2 separate regions of the Homo sapiens genome follow, and region 1 is linked to region 2. Evidence: chromatin loops called from intact Hi-C (ENCODE). Cell type or tissue: prostate gland. All regions are shown on one strand. Links, peaks and the distances in the headings refer to the core of each region. The heading gives the core; the rest is flanking DNA.

What was found. Peaks named below come from ENCODE experiments on the same cell type or tissue, not always from the same donor. Only the 100,000 strongest peaks of a DNase experiment are listed, where the experiment ranks them.
Region 1: a loop joins it to region 2, with 5 times the contacts of the local background. A loop is called at or near these places in 4 of 110 quality-filtered maps.

What each region holds. Positions count from the first base shown.
Region 1 is chr12:114,688,459-114,697,865 of GRCh38, forward strand. All of the region lies in intron 1 of TBX3-AS1 (TBX3 antisense RNA 1), which reads left to right. Among named protein-coding and RNA genes, the nearest start is that of TBX3, 9.0 kb to the left of the region's middle. RefSeq lists enhancers at 4,386-4,680, 8,477-9,330, 9,331-9,407. In prostate gland, for the core only: no CTCF peak of the experiment used is centred there; DNase peaks (open chromatin) are centred at 3,013, 3,903, 4,433, 6,143 and 2 weaker places; H3K4me3 peaks cover 3,386 bases; H3K27ac peaks cover 5,000 bases.
Region 2 is chr12:114,742,204-114,751,610 of GRCh38, forward strand. The region is part of intron 1 of TBX3-AS1 (TBX3 antisense RNA 1); the gene reads left to right. Among named protein-coding and RNA genes, the nearest start is that of TBX3, 63 kb to the left of the region's middle. In prostate gland, for the core only: no CTCF peak of the experiment used is centred there; no DNase peak of the experiment used is centred there; H3K27ac peaks cover 1,154 bases.

The DNA of each region.
Region 1 (9,407 bases), core at 1,629-6,628, 55 kb before region 2:
AATTGCCCTAGCACCCCCTACCCCTCTGGGGTACATACATTAGCACTGCTATGCTACCCTGAACCCTGACTCTCCCCCTGGCAGTGCTGAACCCAGTGGAGGCTTGCTCTTCCTCCAGGAGTCTCCACTCACCATGCACCCCCATCCCTTCCTCCTCCCCAAAGCTTGCTTTGAGAGCTTAGTTCCTCTCTGGTCCAGAAGCTGCCTGTCAGTCCCTTGGAGACAGGCTGGACTCCCCCACCTTTCCTCCCTCCAGGGCAGACACTAGCTTCTTGGTTGGACCAGACAGACAGGGCAGGACATTCACCTTTTGTTTCTTTTTCCATTCCTTTCTTTCTCCTCCCCACCACCCCCCCCCCCCCTTTTCTTTTGGTCTCCTTGTCTTTCTGCTCATCCCCATTTAGGATTATTTGAATGCGTGTCTGGAATCTTTCTTATTCTTTTTCCTTCTACTTTCTCTTCTCCTCCTTTCATCAATCTTGTTCTTGGTTTCTATTTCTCTTTCTTGTCTTGTATCTATTTCCCAGGCTTTAACTTCTCATGTTTTGTTTTGTTTTTTTTTTTTTTCTACCTTCTTTATCCTATTTTTTCTGGCTGTTTTGGTCCTGTCTGAATTCTCTCCTGTCTTTCTGACCTGGTGCCTCCGTACTCTGCCCCCTTTCCCTCCCTCATCTTTCCCAGCAACCATGACAGCCTGGAGATCCCTCTTCCTGGGGCTGAAGCAAACACCTTCCCCTCTCTTCCTTGACTAGAAAGATAAAGTATCTTGAGAGATAGAAAAACATTGTGTGCATTTGCCTAGAGTGGCAGTTTTACCTTCTCCTCTTGGCATTTCCAAAGCCACCCCTTTCTCCAGAGTTGAACCCCATCTTTGCTCCCTAAGCTCTAAGGCCACCTCCCCATCTTTTCCAGAGCAGGAACCTAGGGTGAGGAGCTGCAAGTTAACCTAGGAACCTAGGGTGGGGAGCTCTATAGCCCCCAGCTCCCAGCTTCCTACTTGCCCCAGCAGCACGGAGCTTTCCTGTAACACACATTTCCCCTATCCTCTGACATTCCTCTAAATTATTGATCTGGGCAATTTGGTGCAAGCGTCTGTAGCATGTTTCAGAGAGAGAAGACTGAAAGTTGTCTAGCTTGGAGAAGCAATATTTTTAGTACAGAGGCTCAGTTTGTTGCCAGTTGGTTTATGCCGTTTCTAGAGCATCATTCGCTATGCACTTAATCCATGCTCATCATACCTCCTTAATGTAAATATGTTTTTGGCAGAGGCAAAATGAAAACATTTTGCCCTCCATATTATTCTTATTAGCACCTACCTTTCCTCAAAGCTGATCACCCTGCAAAATGGCAAATTTGTACACAGCCAGTGATTTAGATAAGTTAGAAGGGAAATGAGAGAGGTAAGATTGAAGGATGTGTGTGTGTCTGGGGAGAGTGCTTTTTCTACATCTGTGAAGGTTTTTTCCTCTCTCAGGAAAGGGAACCAATTGTGGTTTCCTAATTTCAAGTCAATCTATATCTTCAACCTTCTCTTTGTGTGTGTGTGTGTGTGTGTGTGTTTTACCTAATTACTTTAAAAAAAAAGATAATGCAATGGGCATTATTAGGCCAGCAGAAATGAATTCACAAGGAAGGGGCCAGGAATTTTTTCTCTCATTTTATCTGACCCAGAACCACCAAGACACAGGCCAGAGCTGACTTTTGCCCCAGGCACTTTTGACCACCCAGCACCTTTCTTTCTTCAACATCCTCTTTCTAGATTTTCAGTCGAGACAGGTAAGGGTATAAGTGGCCTCTCAGAGGTTTGTATCAAAATTTTACTTGTAGGGTAGAGGGACTAAGTGACAGAATACTTTAAGAGGGTGGAGGAGAAATTTAACAGTCCTCTCATGCAGACGGAGGGTGACATTCAAATGGGAGAATTTACTTCTGTGGTTTGCTACTGTTTCATTCTTTCCCTTATCATTGGTAGTGTTGTTAGGTGGCAGGGTTGTGGGGCAGAGTGGGGTTTCGCCCTGGGGGAGCATATGTGGCAGAGGGCACAGGAAGATCTGTAAGCAAGAGGGCATAGCAAATTAAATGACCACACTGTCAGGAAGGTTGACAGGCCAAAGAAAGATCAGCTCCTCCAAATCTGCTGAACTAACTCTCCCCTCGTAGCCCCAGACACGTTTTCTCAATTTGAGCACAATATCCATTACTATTTCCCGTACTGGGTTTCAATTAAAGAGAGTGAGAGTAGAAAGTTCACTGGTGTTTGGGGGTTCATTTATTTCCAAGCAGGATGCAAATGAAAGGGAGCCGTGGGCACAGAGTTGTCATGTGTGTTTTTCCTCCCTCTTCTTTCCATTTCCTTCTTGCAACCTTCCCTCCACTTCTTGCCAGCCACCCAGCACACCCGTGTTCCCAAAGCAAATGTTTTCATGTCTTGAAAATCCAGTTAGGGTGAGGAGAGAAGGAAGGTGATAACATCATACCTACTGATGCCCCCTAGAGATGAAGCTGTCCTGGGGGCACTTAAGGCTTGAGGGAAGGATTTACCTTCTCGAGATGGGCACAGGAATTGGGGTAGTGTGAGCACTTGAAGGGTTCCAGGTTTTACTGTTGCACTGAAAACAGATGCAATCCCTCCTGCTGTAACATGCCCCTATGGAAAAAATCTAGCCTTCTGTGCAGTTATCCTGTTTTGGTCCTAGAACACAGGGTGGTGATCTTGCTTCTCTGGGGGGTGCCAGGCAAATAGAAGACGTGAAAATCTGCTGCCAAGGTCAGGATGTAGGTCCTGGATTCAGGATCTTGACCCCAGGCCTGCCCTGTCACCGAGCAGTGGTCTCACAACCAGGCAAACTCTCTGGCCAAACTCACTTCACACAAACTTGAGCTGAGCACCAGCCCTCCAACCCCCTCCACCTTCTATGATCACTGACTTTGTACCATGGCCACACAGACCACTGGGCAGAAGAGTAGCTGCAGGGTGTCGGTCTTAATTTCATGACACTCTGCGTAGCCTCCTCCTCCTTCCACGTCAGCAAAAGAAACTAGAGGCCTCAACAATGTGACTGTATTTTGAGTTGGGATGTGTCCCTCCCAAATCAATCATCCCGGCTCCAAATAATACAAACAAATTCTACATATTTTAAAATGTCCCAAGTCTTGTATGATATCCAGGGACCGATTAGTGCCGACTGGAGAGACTATTCCCTCTCCCATTCCGAATAAAGGGTTAGGTGAAGGTTGTGGCCCGAGAGATCCCAGAAGCCCTTAAAAGTCTTTAGCTTGGGGTTTGAATAATGAGGGCTAGATAAGTTTGTTTTCTCTTCCTTTCAAAAATTTTTTTATTTTAGAGGAAGGGGAATGAGGAAGGCGCACGCGCGCGCTCACACACACACACACACACACACACACACGCAGAAAGAGAGAAAATGTTTGGAATTGTGAAAGTGCCTTTCCTAGTAGTTGCTTTTACTGGCGCCCGGGCCTCAATTCATTTCATCTCTGAACCAGATACTAAAAATCCTCCAGGCGAGTGGAGAGGACCGGCCTTCCTGGATCGGGAACCTGCCCTCTGTCTTCCCTCGCAGCGCCCTTTCCTCCTTTCGCTTGGGAAAGGAAGATTTCGAGCCCCAGGAAGGAGTTGGGAGTGAGCGACAGCCCAGAGCGTCCCATAAGGTCCTTTTGGCCATGTTTCTGCCCCGGGGGGCTTCACCTAGATCCCCCACCCCACCCCTTACCCCTGTTGCAAATACGTAAGCTGGACGCGCCTCGGTGCGGATCCAGGCCTCGCTGAGCACGGAACCGGAGAAGCAGCTCACGGCCTCGGATTCTACTCTCACCCAAGGGTGGAAGGGGGTGACAGGGCTCGGATCTTGCCCCAAACGCTGCACAGGCCCGCAGGAGAGCAAAGAGGTCTCGGACAGGCTGTCCTTCCCCAGCTCTCGGTCGCGACAAGGTCCCGACAGGCCCGGGAACCGGCGAACCGCCTGCAGGTAACCCTGCGCTGGGTACCTGCCTTCCCTCTCCAGCTACCGGGGCGGGGCGCGGCGCGGCGCGGCGCGGCGCGGCGGGCTGCCCGGGTGGGGGATGAAGAAAGCACGGCGGACCCAGGGCAGCGAAGCGCAGGTCTTTTTCCTTTTGAGAACTAAGATCAAGATTGCAGGGATTCAGTTAGAAGCCGCTCACCTACCTCCACCTCCCACCCTACCCTGTCCGATTTGTCTTTTGCTGCCGCATTGATTGCTACCTTCCCCCCTCCCTTCGCTTGCAAAGGACACATCGGGAGTGGACGGTAAAGACCTTGCGGGGAGCCGTGGGGGGCGGGGAGGAGTAACCAAAAATGAAAGAGAAATGTAGGACTCTCTGTCTCCCAAAGTGGTGGAAAAGCAATTGCAAGGAGATGGCTCTCGGGAGAATAACAGGCTCAGAGAGAACGCAGCCGAGCGGGGGAATCTTCGTGCGCGAAGCCGGGAGGGTTGCGGGGAGGGAGAGTTCTCCTCTCCCACCGCTGGGGTGTGTTTTTACATGTTTTCTTAGCAGCAAGTTTTATAAACAGGTCAACCCTACGCTGCCAGCCCAGGGAGTTGGAGCCTGTCTCCGGCTTCTAGTGCCGACACCCCTCTTTCCCATTCACCCCTTGCAAGCCAAACGCGCAGAGTTGGGAGGGAGGGGAAACTTCCTTCCACTTCTGATGTGGGGGGGACATTTGCTTTTGAAAGGCTTTCCTTGTCTTCAGACGGTAAAATACGAGTTCTCCACATGTCTGAGTCTGGTACCTCAAGCATGGATGGATGGGGAAGTGGGGGGCGCTGCTCTAATGACCTCTGCGCTGGATGGGGGTGGAGTGGGGGATTCTCTCTTTTCAGCCTGGCCCTGCTGGGGTGCCGAGGGGCATTATTAAACCCAGACGCTCAGGCCAGGAGTTGGGGCCATGCGGAAAAGATTTACAGTTAAGCCAATTGGGGCCGAATACAGCCATCCAAAGTTTGCAGGTGTAAATAGTGCCTCGAATTATTGTTTTCTTCCTTTCCAAGCAACTTCATTGCCCGACCCCCACCCCCCACCCTTTCCCCACTTCCTGGGACTCTAATTCTTTTGAGAACAGGGAGAGGAGGAAGGACGGTATGGCACAGTTGGGATTTTTCTATCAGAGAAGTTAAAATACGATGTTGCATTCACTTTTATGTGTGCGTATTAATGCAGTGAATACAACCAGGACAGGCTCCTTCATCGCATGTCTCCATCTAGAATTTGAGAATTGTTGGAGTCAGTGAAAGACCTTTTGACTTCGACGTATGATTTTTTTTTAAGGGAGTGGAGCAGACTTCTGTAAAACAGGGATATTGCAGTTGAATTATGAAGTTTCTGAGTTGGGGAGATTGGGTGAGGCAGGAGTAAAATGCAAAAGAAATCCCCTCTGGTAGGGATACAAGAAGATTGCTATAGATGGAATCTGAAGGGGAGGTGAGGCTGGCTTGCTAGGAAGAACAGAGTCACAGACCTTTCTAGTGCTTCAGTTTAGATCTTCCTAACGTTTAGAGAGCTTACTGAGTCGTGTATAGGTCCAACCTTAAGCCCATCTCCCACTGCGTTATTTAAATGTCAAAGAATATGCATGTGTATTTCTAAACTGTTCTTTGTGGGTACCAGTGTGTATATGGACATTACAAGTAGCCCAGAATATAACATTAAATCTCAGATTTTAGAAATGCATCACAATCACACCCCATGGGCAGACTCCTGTTTCATCAATATAGACGGAACTAAATTTGTTTTGCAGCTACACAGTTACTCCTTTTCTCTTGCAGCAATAAAATCTGTCTGTTACAAATTACCAGGGAATTGGAGAATATACTCCCCACCCCCCACACACACACCACAACTGTTGTTCGGTGTTTTTAGTCTCCCACTAACCCACTCAATAATAGATATAATATGTGTGTACACAGGCACTTTTCCAAAAAATTAGCGATAACATTCTGGGCACATGAAGAGGGCGTTTTTCTCTCTTTCCATTTAGGATTTGTTGCAGACTAAGTTGCTACTCAGGAGACCCATTACCAGGGGGATTGGCACCCATGGGGCCTCAGGGAAGAAGCTGAACAGCCTGTATTGCATGCAAAGACAGGAAGTTAAGGCGCCTGATTCCAGTCAGAATAAGGGCATAGGTGTAGAATTAGTAAGACAGGACTTAACATGTCCACGGAGCTGCAAGCGTCACCCAGCCCAGGATGAACCCCTCAGCTGCCACAGGAAAGTTTCCAGGCAGTGGTAGTAAAAACACTTTTTCTCTCTCTCTTTAAAAAACTTCCCAGTCCAGTGCACATGTTGCGCATAAATAAAAGTGGCTAATTGAACACTAGGTGAATCTGAATCAGTCTGAAGCAGAGAAGGAAGTACAGGACCCAGGCTGGAGATGGAGGTGCCCCAATTTGCAGGGGTAGAGAAGGAGTGGATTGCTTCCCACTTGGAAACCTCTGCTCTTCGCTTCTGGAGAGGCTCATCGGGAACCCCTGCAGAAGGTGCCCTTGCAGTCTCCACTGGATGGCCCTTAGGGAAGACTTGGCTGGTGGACAGTGTCCTCTGTGTGCCCCAGAGGGCCTGGCCAACTGGTTGGGTTGGGATGAGGCCTCGGTTTTGAGCCTCTGCGGTGGCAATTCCAGATATACCAGGAGGCCGAAACTGCTCCTGGAGGCTGGGGCAGGAGAGGGCCACCTGGAATCTGCCAAATGTGGGAGCTGGCGCAAGAGAAGTTAGGTGCAAGCCAGGAAGTGGGGGAAGAGGGTTCTCAGTGCAAACTAGCATCTCATTTCTAAAGCTCTGCCTGCACTGCATTAACTTCTGTTTACCGGGAAAGGTGTTGAGTGAGTGTGAGTGTGTGTGTATGTGTGTGTGTGTTTTGCGGGAGAGTGGTCTGGAAAGGACCACAGCCAGACAAGTGTGGAGATCTGCAAAGGGTACATGGTTTTAGGAACCTCAGGGCCCCACATCCCTTTTTGCAAAGGCCAATCTGGTGCCTGCCCAGCCCTGGTCCACTCGTTAGAAATTGGAGTGGCTGACCTTACCCCGGAACCAATCTGAATTGTATCTGGAATTGGAAACACAGGACTGTGTTCTAATCTAATCTAATCTCATGGGCATAGGACCTCTTAGAGGACTGCTCAGTCCATTGTATTACTGGCTTCAGTAGTCATTTGAAAGATTCTCTGTCAAGGCGATTAAGACCTCAGCTGAGAGTGGAGCTGTGGGCTACAATATTAGGAAGAATAAATTCATCCAACACTTATTGAGCTCCTATTGTGTACCAAGCAATGCCCTCACCTTTATGATCTTGTCAAAAGTTAAAGAGCTAGGCAGCAAAGAAAAAAGACTACTAACTATAGCCAAATAAAGTTAATAGGCTACACGGTCTGTGCAGGAGTGTCTAAAATTAGGTTTCCTATTTTGTAAGAGATAGGGTTCCTCATCTCTCCAGCTCCGATCACAGTGCTCATAGCTAATGGCTGCTCAATAAATAATAATTCAATACAGGAATGAAAGTCAAGAAAGAAAGGGAGAGAAGGAGACTAAAAGGGGCATTTTCTCTGCATTTGTAAAACAAATAACCACTTCCAAAGTGCATTTTTAAAGAACCAGTATTCAATTTGTTAGCTGCTCTCCCAAACGGATTCTGATATATAAAATAAGATAGTGAAAAGCAGACTTATTCTAAGATGGTAGTGGGAAGAGAGGTTTGGTATAATGGATAGAAAATTCCACTCCATCATTGAACAGATATTTATTGAGAGTCTTCTAGGTGCCAGATAGTCTTCAAAGTATTGGAGACAAGGGAGTGAATAAAAGATGGGTCCCTTCCAGCTTAATGCTTATGGTCCTGAGTTTTGTTCACTCCGGTAAAAATATATTATTATTCCCATTTTGAAGATGAGGAAAATCGAGGCCCACGAAGAGTGGGACAGGAGAGGGCTTAATTTCAAGATCTCTGGACAGAAAGGTCAAACTCAATCAGCCTTAGCTCTTCCACGCGCTGTGGAGAGGTAGGGCTGGGTGATTTTTTTGCTCCTGGGAGCCTTGGAAACCCAGACAGCGTTACTGACCTGGTTGGCGGAGGTCACCGCGGGCGCCAGGCGTGCGCGGGAGCTGGAGCTTAACACCCAGCCGCTGTCCCGCAAAAGACTTTCCCGGATCTGCTCACCCCAGCTCCCAGCTCAAAGGCCCTAACTTCTAAACTCTCCGGTCCGTTTCTTGCACTCAGAGCACACACCTTGCCTACAAGTGGGTAGTACTGCCGCTCTGCACAAACAGAAAACTTTGGGATAGACAACTAGGGAGTCTTGCGCCTTCACATTGTTAAAAATTGACAGTAAAGAGGTTTCCATAACCCCTCCCCCGCCGCCAGGGTTTTATGCTTCTGTACAGACTTCTCCCCACCGCTAGTACCCCAATGCTCACCGTAGTCTCTGGCACATGCAGTGTGTTCATCAAATGTTTGTTGATTGACCAAATAAACTATTTTTTCTTTAATTTTTGTTTTAAAAACAGAACCAAACTAAAAAATGAATTAGTGATCGAATAAGAGGCAGTGGGGTGAGAAGCTCCTTTTGCCGACGCCCTGGGAGGGGGTGGAACCGGCTTAGGTCACCCATTCGTTTTCCAGCAGCCGCTGGGTTACTTCCCACCAGCTTTGCAAAGACGCCTGCGATTTCCTTTGGTCTACAGTTCTGTCCTAGACTTCGTTCGGCTGATCGATGAAGGAGACAAGCTGGCCCACGGGGAGGTCAATACAATCGATGCGGACCTCGACGAAACGGAAGAATCTCGCAGGTTCCTGCGTGCTGGGTTCCACTCAAAATGTTTCAGGATTTAGGGTTTCTGCCTCCTCGCTGTCATTATGGAACTGGACGGAGGATGGCGGTGGGTGGGTAGGAAGAAGCCTCAAGGCCCATTCAGATGAGCCTAGGGGTACACCGGGCCCGGAGAGCGCCCCCACCCCCACTTCCACCCAACTGGTGTAGCCCATACCACCGAGTGGTGAAATCATCAGAGCTCCCTAGTAGATTTCGTTCTTGAACTTCTCGGCCTTGGAATCAGACGCCCGGGTCATTGCGCAGCGGGGCCACACCCCTTAGCTCCGGGTTCCTCACCTGAGAAATGAGTTTCTTATAAAATGCGATTTATTGGCGAGAACATTTGTGAAATACTCAGGAAGATGACAATGTTCTAAGAGTTCTCCCACACATCGGCTCATCAACTACAATAATCTAATGAGGCAGGAGCCTTCTCAGTGATCTCCACTTTCCAGACGAGGAAACAGAGACACGCAGAGAAAGACAGAGGCTTGCCCGAAGTCGCACAGCCAGTGTTTTGGGGAGCTGGAATTTACCCTGGGGCTTGTCTAACTCGAGTCCGACTTT
Region 2 (9,407 bases), core at 2,447-7,446:
GGCATTTGGCCTCCAACCTCAACGCGAACTTGCCCTTGCCAGGTGCTGCGGGCTGCCTGGGGGTGCTTTGAGCTGCAGTGGGGAGGAATTGTGGGGCAGAGGGAATGGTGATGGGGTGTCTCCTTAATGGCCCCAGGGGTCATGTGGCTGGTGGCCAAGCTCTGACTCTTGCCTCCCACCTCTCCATGCCTGAGTGCTGTCCTGGTTAGGGCGGGCAGGCATTTTGTTCACATTAGGGGCTGGAGAGGTGGCCACTTGGGAAGGAGCAAAGGAAAGCAGGGTCTGGAGGGTGATGCAGGGGTGGAGGAGTGCTTGCGGCGGTAGGCTGTGAACAAAGGGGCCTGCATTGGATCAGGCAGGGCCACTGAGTGACGATTCACAGGCCAGCAGGGAGGGGCACGCTGCCGGACCCACACAGATGGGGCAGGGAGGAGAGCAAGGAGACTCAGAGTCAAACTCATGCAGAAAAGAGAGCGGGATCCAGATAAACACAGAAAAGAGAGATGGAGGCAGGTCTGGAGGCAGAAAGATAGAGACAGGGTACTCAGGCATGCGCGTGCATGCACGCGTGCACACACACACACACACACACACACAGAGGTACAGACAGCAGAGATAGAGTGAAATGGGAGAACTAGTCAATGTGATTTGTGGCCAGCAGTGGACAGAAAACCAAATCAATGTAAATTAATTTCATTTGGTTTTGTTTTAGAGACAGGGCCTTGCTCTGTCACCCAGGCTGTAGTGCAGTGGTGTGATCATGGTTCACTGCAGTCTCCAACTCCTGAGCTCAAACAAGACTCCTGCCTCAGCCTCTTGAGTAGTGAGGGCCACTACTTTCTTCATTTTTATAAATAAAATAATTTATTTTTATTTTATTTTTTGTAGAGATAGAGTCTTGCTATGTTGTCCAGTCTGACCTTGAACTCCTTGAACTCCCATTGAGTCTTCCCAATGTGCTGAGTTTACAGATTTGAGATGGCTTGAGCCACTGGACCCAGCCTAAGCGGTTTTCAATAACCCTACTTCCACCCCAGAACACCCTATCTCCAATTTAAAATTTTCATCTTGCCAGGTCTGGAGTGGCCATCTGAGCGTGGGCTCTCCAAGGCTGTCTGTGGCTAGGCAGGGCCTCAAGCAGACACTCATTGGGCACACAGAGTCCATGTCCAGCGGTAGGGACATGAGTGTATGCACACACGTGTATCACAGGGTCATAGGACCTCCCCAAGATACAAGCATCCTCATCGAATATGTGTGCACACACTCATGAAGGTCCAACACACACACACACATACACACTTTAATTGCTGCAGCATGCTCCTGTGAGCACACATTTTTGCTGAGCACCTAACATATTCCAAGTTCTAGGCTGAGCATTAAAGGCAGAGAAAAACACAGAAAAGGGAAGGCTGTCTCTCAGTCTCCCAGAGGGAGGCTGCTGGGGTGCTGGGCACAAGGACTGTCCCTCTGGATCCAGGGCATAAGGACTGCCCCTTTGTCATTGGGAATGCCCAAAGACAGGGTCTGTGGTAGGGCAGAAGTGTGTCCTCCCACCACAGTCAGGAACAAGAACATCCACCCAAGGGCAGCTGAGCTTGGGATAAGTTCAGGGCCTCCCAGAGTGTAGATTCTGTCCTTTCTTCACCTGAATTTCCTCCATTGACATGAGAAATCAGGAAGCTGGGGAGGGGATTCCTGGCCCTCCATCAACCCTCAGAACTGGCTGGGTGTGGTGGCTCATGCCTGTAATCCCAGCTACCTGGGAGGCAGAGGTGGGTGGATTGCTTGAGCCCAGGAGTTAGAGACCAGCCTGGGCAACGTAGTGAGATCCCATCTCTGCAAAAAATAAAAAAATCTCAGCATAACTCCCCTCCAATATCTGTTTCTTTGGGGAGTCAGGCATGGGAGCCTACCTGTCTCCTACTTCCAAATAGAGGACTGGCCCCCCACCCCAAAGGGGATCCTGTGGGAAAAGGGGAAAGGTGTGTGATTTCCTTTTGTTCTTGCCCCGGCATCCTGAGAGGATGTGAATTTCCTTCATGCTGGGGTGAGTGTAATGGTGACACCCAGTTGCTGCTCCCAATGCGAGCTGGTCTTTCTTGAATTTCATTTCAAACATCCTAATGTTTGTAACAATGGCCAACATTTATTGAATGCACACCACGCACAGGGCACTATTCTTAGCACTTCGCAAATACGGCCTCATAAAAGGCTCAGAACAGCTCTGTAACTTAGGAGTAATTATCGTGAAGCCCATTTTACAGATGAAGAAACTGAGACCCAGGGAGGGGAGGGCATTTGCCCAAGCTCATATGGCAAAAATTCACAGGCAGACAGGCTCACTTCAGAAGTCAAGCTTTTAACTGACATTCGCCCTTGTAGCCAGGGTTTCTCATCTAGCTCTGTAGGCCCCAGAAATGGACAAGATGTGGTGGGGTGTGTGTGTGTTTATTTGTGTGTGTGCATATTCATGGGTGTTGTAGGTGGTATAGATTCCAGGGGTCGGCCAGAGGCTACACTGGGATTGAAACAGCAGAGGCCCAAGCCAGGGAGAACTTTCAAGGAGAGCCGCCGTTTCCTCTGACTGCAAAGGAGGCCTCATCCAAGCCCACCAGCTCATTTACGCTTCACTTTTGGTTCTGCAGCAGAGTTGCAGAGCGTCCCGGCTCTGCGCCCAGCCTGCCTGCCGTGTAACAAGATAGTTTATATTATACCGCCAAGCAGAAATAAAACTACCGAGTCAAACATTGCAAACAGATGCCGTGGCCAGAGCTCAGGGTCCGTGGCCAGATGCTCTTGTGAGCACCCGGGGAGGGGAGAAGCTGAGTCTGGTCTCTGCAGACTCTGCAGGTTTGGGGGTGCGGGTGCTGCTGGAATTGGAGCGTTGGGGGTCGCCGAGGGGCTTTCAGAAATGGAGACAGGAAGAAATAAAAGTAGAGAAGGGGCGTAACTTTCCTTTCTCTCTTTCACTTACTCCTTCCCCACACATAGTTCAACTTTGTGATTTGCCAATTTCTCCATTTTCATGGCACTTGCTTCCATGTAGAGATAAAGCCTAGGAAGGGATGGTTTTAGCCTCTCTGAAGTCCCCACTGGTTCTCCTAAAATACCCTAAGTAAACCATGCAAAGTCTCCTAAACCCTCTTTTAATAAGATTCTGCCTCGGAGCTCACAAGAAAGTTCTGGAACTTCTATCCTTATTCCTCATGTGGTCTCCTAACCCTTCTCTCCCACCCACCCCTGGTTCCTCTACTGAAGCTCCTAGACTGCAGCCGGCATGCCCTTCTTTAAGCACATAACTGAAAGCGTCATGCTCTTACTCTCAAACCTTCAGTGGTTCTCTATTGTCCCCAGTAGAGTTCCTCAGTTCTCTGAAGAGTGCATGCATCAGAGCCCTCTGGCCCAGATTCCAGGGCCACACTCCTGACCTATAGAATCCAACTTCTCCTGGTCTAGGAATCTGCAGTGCAAATAATCTTAAAATCTTTCTGGAAAAAGACAAGGTGTATTTATTATTATTTTTTAATGAGGACATTTGTAAAGTCAATAGGATGGGGCCAGGCATGGTAGCTCGTGTCTATAATCCCAGCATTTTGGGAGGCCGAGGCAGGTGGATCACTTGAGGTTAGGAGTTTGAGACCAACCTGGACAACATGGTGAAAACCCGTCTCTACTAAAAATACAACAATTAGCTGGGCGTGGTGGCAGGTGCTGGTAATCCCAGCTACTAGGGAGGCTGAGGCATGAGAATCACTTGAACCTGGGAGGTGGAGGTTGCAGTGAACTGAGACCACGTCACTGCACTCCAGCCTAGATGACAGAGTGAGACTTTGTCTCAAAAAAAAAAAAAAAAAAAAAAAAAAAAAGAAAAGAAAATAGAAAAAAGTCAACAGGATGATGTCAAGCTGAAATTTTCTATAGCACTCTTCATTCAGTTATTCAACAGATACTTATAGCACACACCATGTGCCAGGCACCATGCTAGGGGCTGGGTGCTGAGGATACAGCACTGACAATGTAAATAAGGCTCTGAAAGTCTTGGCATGTACTTCCAGTGACTTGAGAGGAGGTAGAGCTTGATAATAGCTGGATGGTACAGGATGATGTTATGGGGAAGCATCTGGGGCTAGCCTTGATGGAAAAGTCCATTATCCCCAAGGATGCGGGGTTGATGCTCCAGGTGGAGGCAGGGCTAGCAAAGGCTTTGAGGCGGGGGAATTGCAAAACAGGATTTTAGACATTTAGACTTAAGCGGCATCACAGACTTGGGAAGTAGGTGAGAAAAATGAGGAAATGGGAATCTTTGCTATCTTAGGCTGCTTATCTTTCCCAGAATCTTATCTTCCTTTCCCAGGAAGTCCCCCGGAGGTGCCTGCAGCACTCCTAGAAATGTTGGTTGAATGAATGAAAGAAGGTTGGTAGGAGAGGAGGGGGAGATAAAAGATACAAAAAAGAGGAAGGAACAAAAAAGAATGAATCAGAAGATTTAAAAAAGAGGAGGAGGCCCCATTGTGTAATTCATGAACTTGAGAAGCTATTTGGAGTAGGGATAAAAACATTTGTGTGTGTGTGTGTGTGTGTGTATGTATGTATAACAGGCACAGACTTTCAAAGCAATCAAAATAACTCTGATTAACACTCACCCACCCTCTCTCTCTCAAACTCATTTCCTCCCAGCCAAGGCCCAGGGCAGACACGACTGACTGTAACCCTAAGAGGGAGGAAAAGCTTGAGCAATTATTTTTATACCAAAAAAAAAAAAAAAAAAAAAAACCCTCAAAGATGCAGGCGTGCTCAGGGCCCCAGCCGAGCACTTTGAGCTTTGAGGTTTGAGCCTGTCGTATGCCCTTACTACCAGCACCCCATCTCTAAGCCTTCCTTCTCTCCCAGCCCCCACATGGTCTGGCCTCTATCTCCTGCCCGCCTGTGACTGACGGGCCAGGCCAGGCACCCCCAGAGACCACCCCCCTCCCCAGCTGGGGGCCTGTCCCCTCTGAAACTGATCCTGTACCTTTGGATCTAATTTGTTTCTCTGTCTGCCGGGTTTGGGGGGGTCTTGCCTGGAGACATGGTGGTCACAGGTGACATTAATCACGTCTGCATCTTCCGAGGGCTGAGGATAGGATATCAGAGAGGTGACCAAGCATTGGCCACATGATTCAAATCATCCCAGCATTGATTAATTGGGTTCATCCTGAGTTTCTGAATCATAACAACTGTTTTTCTCCTTCACCTCACGTCAACAGGCCCTTAAAGGGGAAGGATCCGTTTACCCATCGCATGTGGTGCATTAAGTTGATCAGCTCCTATTAAATGTTAAACGCTGGATGCGTTTTAGACAAACTCGATTTGCTCAAGATACTTTTCAAAGGTTCTGTGATGATAATTAGACATCTCTCTCCCTGCCTCGCCCCTTCCTCCGGCTTTCCTGGGACATGTTTTGGCTCCGGCCTCTGACAGATGGGATGAGGGAACGTGTGGGCTGATAGAGAGGGTCCTTTGGAGGGGGAACTGGATGCGGGGAGAGCCCCCTTAGGCTGTTTAAAAGAGATACAGTTTCTGAAAAGTTTAATAAGGCAGAAAACAATCCCGGATGCCAAATTTGCCTTCCAAAAGCTAACTATTCGGAATGCCTCCTGCCCCTACATGGAGGAGAAAATAGCGTTTCTCTAGCCAAAAAAGCTGTTTTCTAGAGAGGAGAAATTCTGTTTCTGCACGGGGATGGGTGCTGGAAGCTTAGTGACAAAAATGCAGAAACAAAACCCAGTTCTAATGCAAATCGGTGAGAGGAGAAAGAAAATCAGTGAGACGAGGATCAGCATGAAACAATAATCAAAGCTCAGGCTCATTTCTTTTCTCACTTTTGTTTTTGTTTTGTTTTTGAGACAGTCTCACTCTGTCGCCCAGTCTGGAGTGCAATGGTGTGATCACGGTCACTGCAACCTCTGCCTCCCGGGTTCAAGCGATTCTCCTGCCTCAGCCTCCCAAGTAGCTGGGATTACAGGTGAGTACCACCATGCCCAGCTAATTTTTGTATTTTTAGTAGAGATGGGGTTTCACCATGTTGGCCAGGCTCTTCTCGAACTACTGACCTCAGATGATCCACCCGCCTCGACCTCCCAAAGTCCTAGGATTATAGGCATGAGCAACCATGTGTGGCTTTTTTTTTTTTTTTTTTTTGAGACAGGGTCATGCACTGTTACCCAGGCTGGAGGACAGTGGTGCAATCACAGCTCACTGTAGCCTCAACTTCCTGAGCTCAAGTGATCCTCCCATCTCAGCCTCCTGAGTAGCTGGGACTACAGGTGGGCACCACCATGCCCAGCTAATTTTTTATTTTTTGTAGAGACGGGGTTTCGTTGTGTTGTCCAGGCTGTTTTCCAACTCCTGGGATCAAGTGATCCCCCAGGCCAGGCCTCCCAAAGTGCTGAGATTACAGGTGTGCACAGCTGTGCCTGGCCCAGGCTCATTTCTTACTCTGTTTCTCTCTTGCCTGTTAAAGAGAGCAGTTCAGCAGGGCTGCTATCACACTGGGTGAGTGACCTTGGAAAAGTCACTGTGTTTAACCTGAATCTCAGCCTTCGGTCTACAATAAGAAAATTAATACTATTCACTTCCACTGAGAAGTTAAAACTAAAATAAGGAATTTAAATCCCAGCACTTTGAGAGGCCGAGGTGAGAGGATCACTTAGACCCAGGAGGAGTTAGAGACCAGCCTGGGCAACACAGGGAGACCCCATCTCTACAAATAATATTTAAAAAGGAGGAATTTTAGTCAAATGGCTCAGCAAATGCTGGGTTCTTGGCAGACACTTGCCTAATAAATGTCTGTATGTTGGGGTGAGGGGTGGTGCTGTGCCAAAGACACCCTGGCCCTTCATATGTGTGGATTGGTTTGGTTCACAATGTTTCAAAATGTAGATGAGCTCCGAGGTTTAGCCAAAGGGACATTTTTGGCTGGAAAACATGAAAATGTAGAGCCAGCCTCCTAGTGTGGGCCTGGAAGCCCCCAGCAATGTTGGACTAAATAGTAAATTGGAAATTGATGAGCATGTCTGGAAGCCTTTCAGGGAGAATGGAGGCCGTTGACCCCCCACATAGCAAAAACCTCCCAGGAATCCTTGTCAGCAGTGTTTTGTCTCCTAATAACATGTTCAGTTATTTGAAATGACCCTGATCCTCTGTGAACACAGGCTTGTTTTCGGTGATGGACAGAAGGTGAGGAAGGTATTAGACAGGTTTGTCCAAACCCTGTGTGCCCTGGATGGGCTTTGGACTGCGGTGAATCTCATCACCATGAACCATGTTTCCCTGGTGGCTGCTGCTAATTGTTCTGTGGAATGACTGGGCTTTCCCGGTGCTCTGGCAGACAGAGGATGGACAGGCAGGCCACATATGGGGAAATAGGCAGAGATGGGGTAGAGGCCATGTAAGGAGAGGGAGAGACAGAGACAGACAGAGGAGAAATAGACAAAGAATGAAAGAGTCAGGCAGAGAGAGAGAGAGAAAGAGAGAGACGGAGAGGGAAGAGATAGAGGTTAAAAGTTTAAAAGTCTGAGAGCATGAAAGAAGCAGCAGAAGAAAAAAGAAAAGGGAGCGAGACAGAGAGAATTACCCACAAATTCTCTTTTCTACAGAAGAACAGAGCCAAGGAGAGGGTCAGAAATACAGACAACACCTGCAAAACAGAAACATGAAAACTCAGCTACATAAGGAGAAATAGAGACCGTGGCTCATGCCGGGAATCCCGGCACTTTGGGAGGCTGAGGTAGGCGGATCACTTGAGTCCAGGAGCTCGAGACCAGCCTGGGCAGCATAGTGAGATCCCATCTCTACAAAAACTTAGCTGGGCATGGTGGCATATGCCTGTAGTTCTAGCTACTTGGAAGTTGAGGTGGAAGGATCACTTGAGCATCCGGGAGGTCCAGGCTGTAGTGAGCCGTGATCGCACCACTGCACTCCAGCCTGGGTGACAGAGCGAGACCCTGTTTCAAAAAGAAAAAGAAAAAAATATAGGGAACAAGTGAATGAGCAGCGAGGGGACTTGCAAGGTAATATCTGGCACATGGAGGTGCTCTATCCCTAGGAAGCTGGCTGTCTTTTCTCTCCCAGAACATCGAGTCCCTCTCAGTGTCACCAGACCTCAAAGTCCCCCGGCTAGCCTGGTGCTCTTAGGGACACTACTGGGATATCACAAGTTAGACATCAGGGCTGCAAGGTGGGATTCCCTCAGGGGAGGCATGAACTGTGGAGAGGATCAAAGGGAGCTGGGGCCTTGGATTCACTGGCAGGACTGCCAGTAGGGCCCACAGGCCTCAATTCCTGGCGGAACCCCCAGGAAACATTCTGATGTGCAGATAGACATGCTCCAACTTCATGCAGGCGGCCTCCTCGCTCCCTCCCTCCCTCCTCGTCTTCCATGTTCCTTGAAATCACAGTTGAGGGTTGGTGAATGTTTAATTGAACTCAAGAGATAGCAGGGTCCTGCTTGAGTTTGTTTCCTTGTGTATACCATGACCATTGGAGTAAGCTGGAGTCTGCCTTACCAAGTTGTCCAAAGACCCGATGGCATGGTGTTAGTGCACTTTGGCGGAAGAACGTGCTCGTTTGGAGCGAGACATTCTTGGGAGGAGATCAGTTCCCTGAACCTTAGTCTCCTCCTGTGTGAAATGGGGGTGATATTATACAAATACGTCTCTGGCTGCATTGCTGGGAGCCGTAAATGTGATTGCTAATGCTGAAAGTGGAACCCGCGCCTGGCACATAGTAAGCGCTCGGCACTTGGCGGCTCTGGAGTGCTTAGAAGACAGAAGCCAGATCGCTATCCTGGACAGGGGGTGATATATGGTATCGAGCTCTGACTGAGAATTGAATTCAACCTCAGCCGGAGAATTAGAACATTGTGATTAGAAACAAGAAGAGGGAAGGGACAAAACAACCTGTCTTCAAGTGCATGATGACAGAGCACAGACTTTCCTGGCAGCCCGAGGGGCTGGGGAAGGACAGGGCAGATCATATTAATAACAATAAATTATATCTGCACTATGATTTATGGGTCCTGATGTGCTTCTCATTATGCTATCTTACAGTACCGTAGGAAGGGCTTATTATCCTTACTGCTGTGTGTTGCAGTGGTTTTAGTGTAATTGTTGCTGTTAGTGACCGTAGTGTTATCCATGCTATTATTGATGTTATTTCTCCTTGTTTCCAAATTGGGGAAACTGAGGCTCGGAGAGAGCTAGCGACTTAACCAAGGAAAAGGTTGGTGCTAGGATTCAAATCTAGGTTTTTTTTAGTCCTGGAGTTTTATTCTGGCTGCATTCTACGCTCTTACAATCCCCTTTCCACCCTGCCATTTTGCAACCTCTTTGGTCTGGGGAGTCTTGGTCCCTGTTTCCCACAAT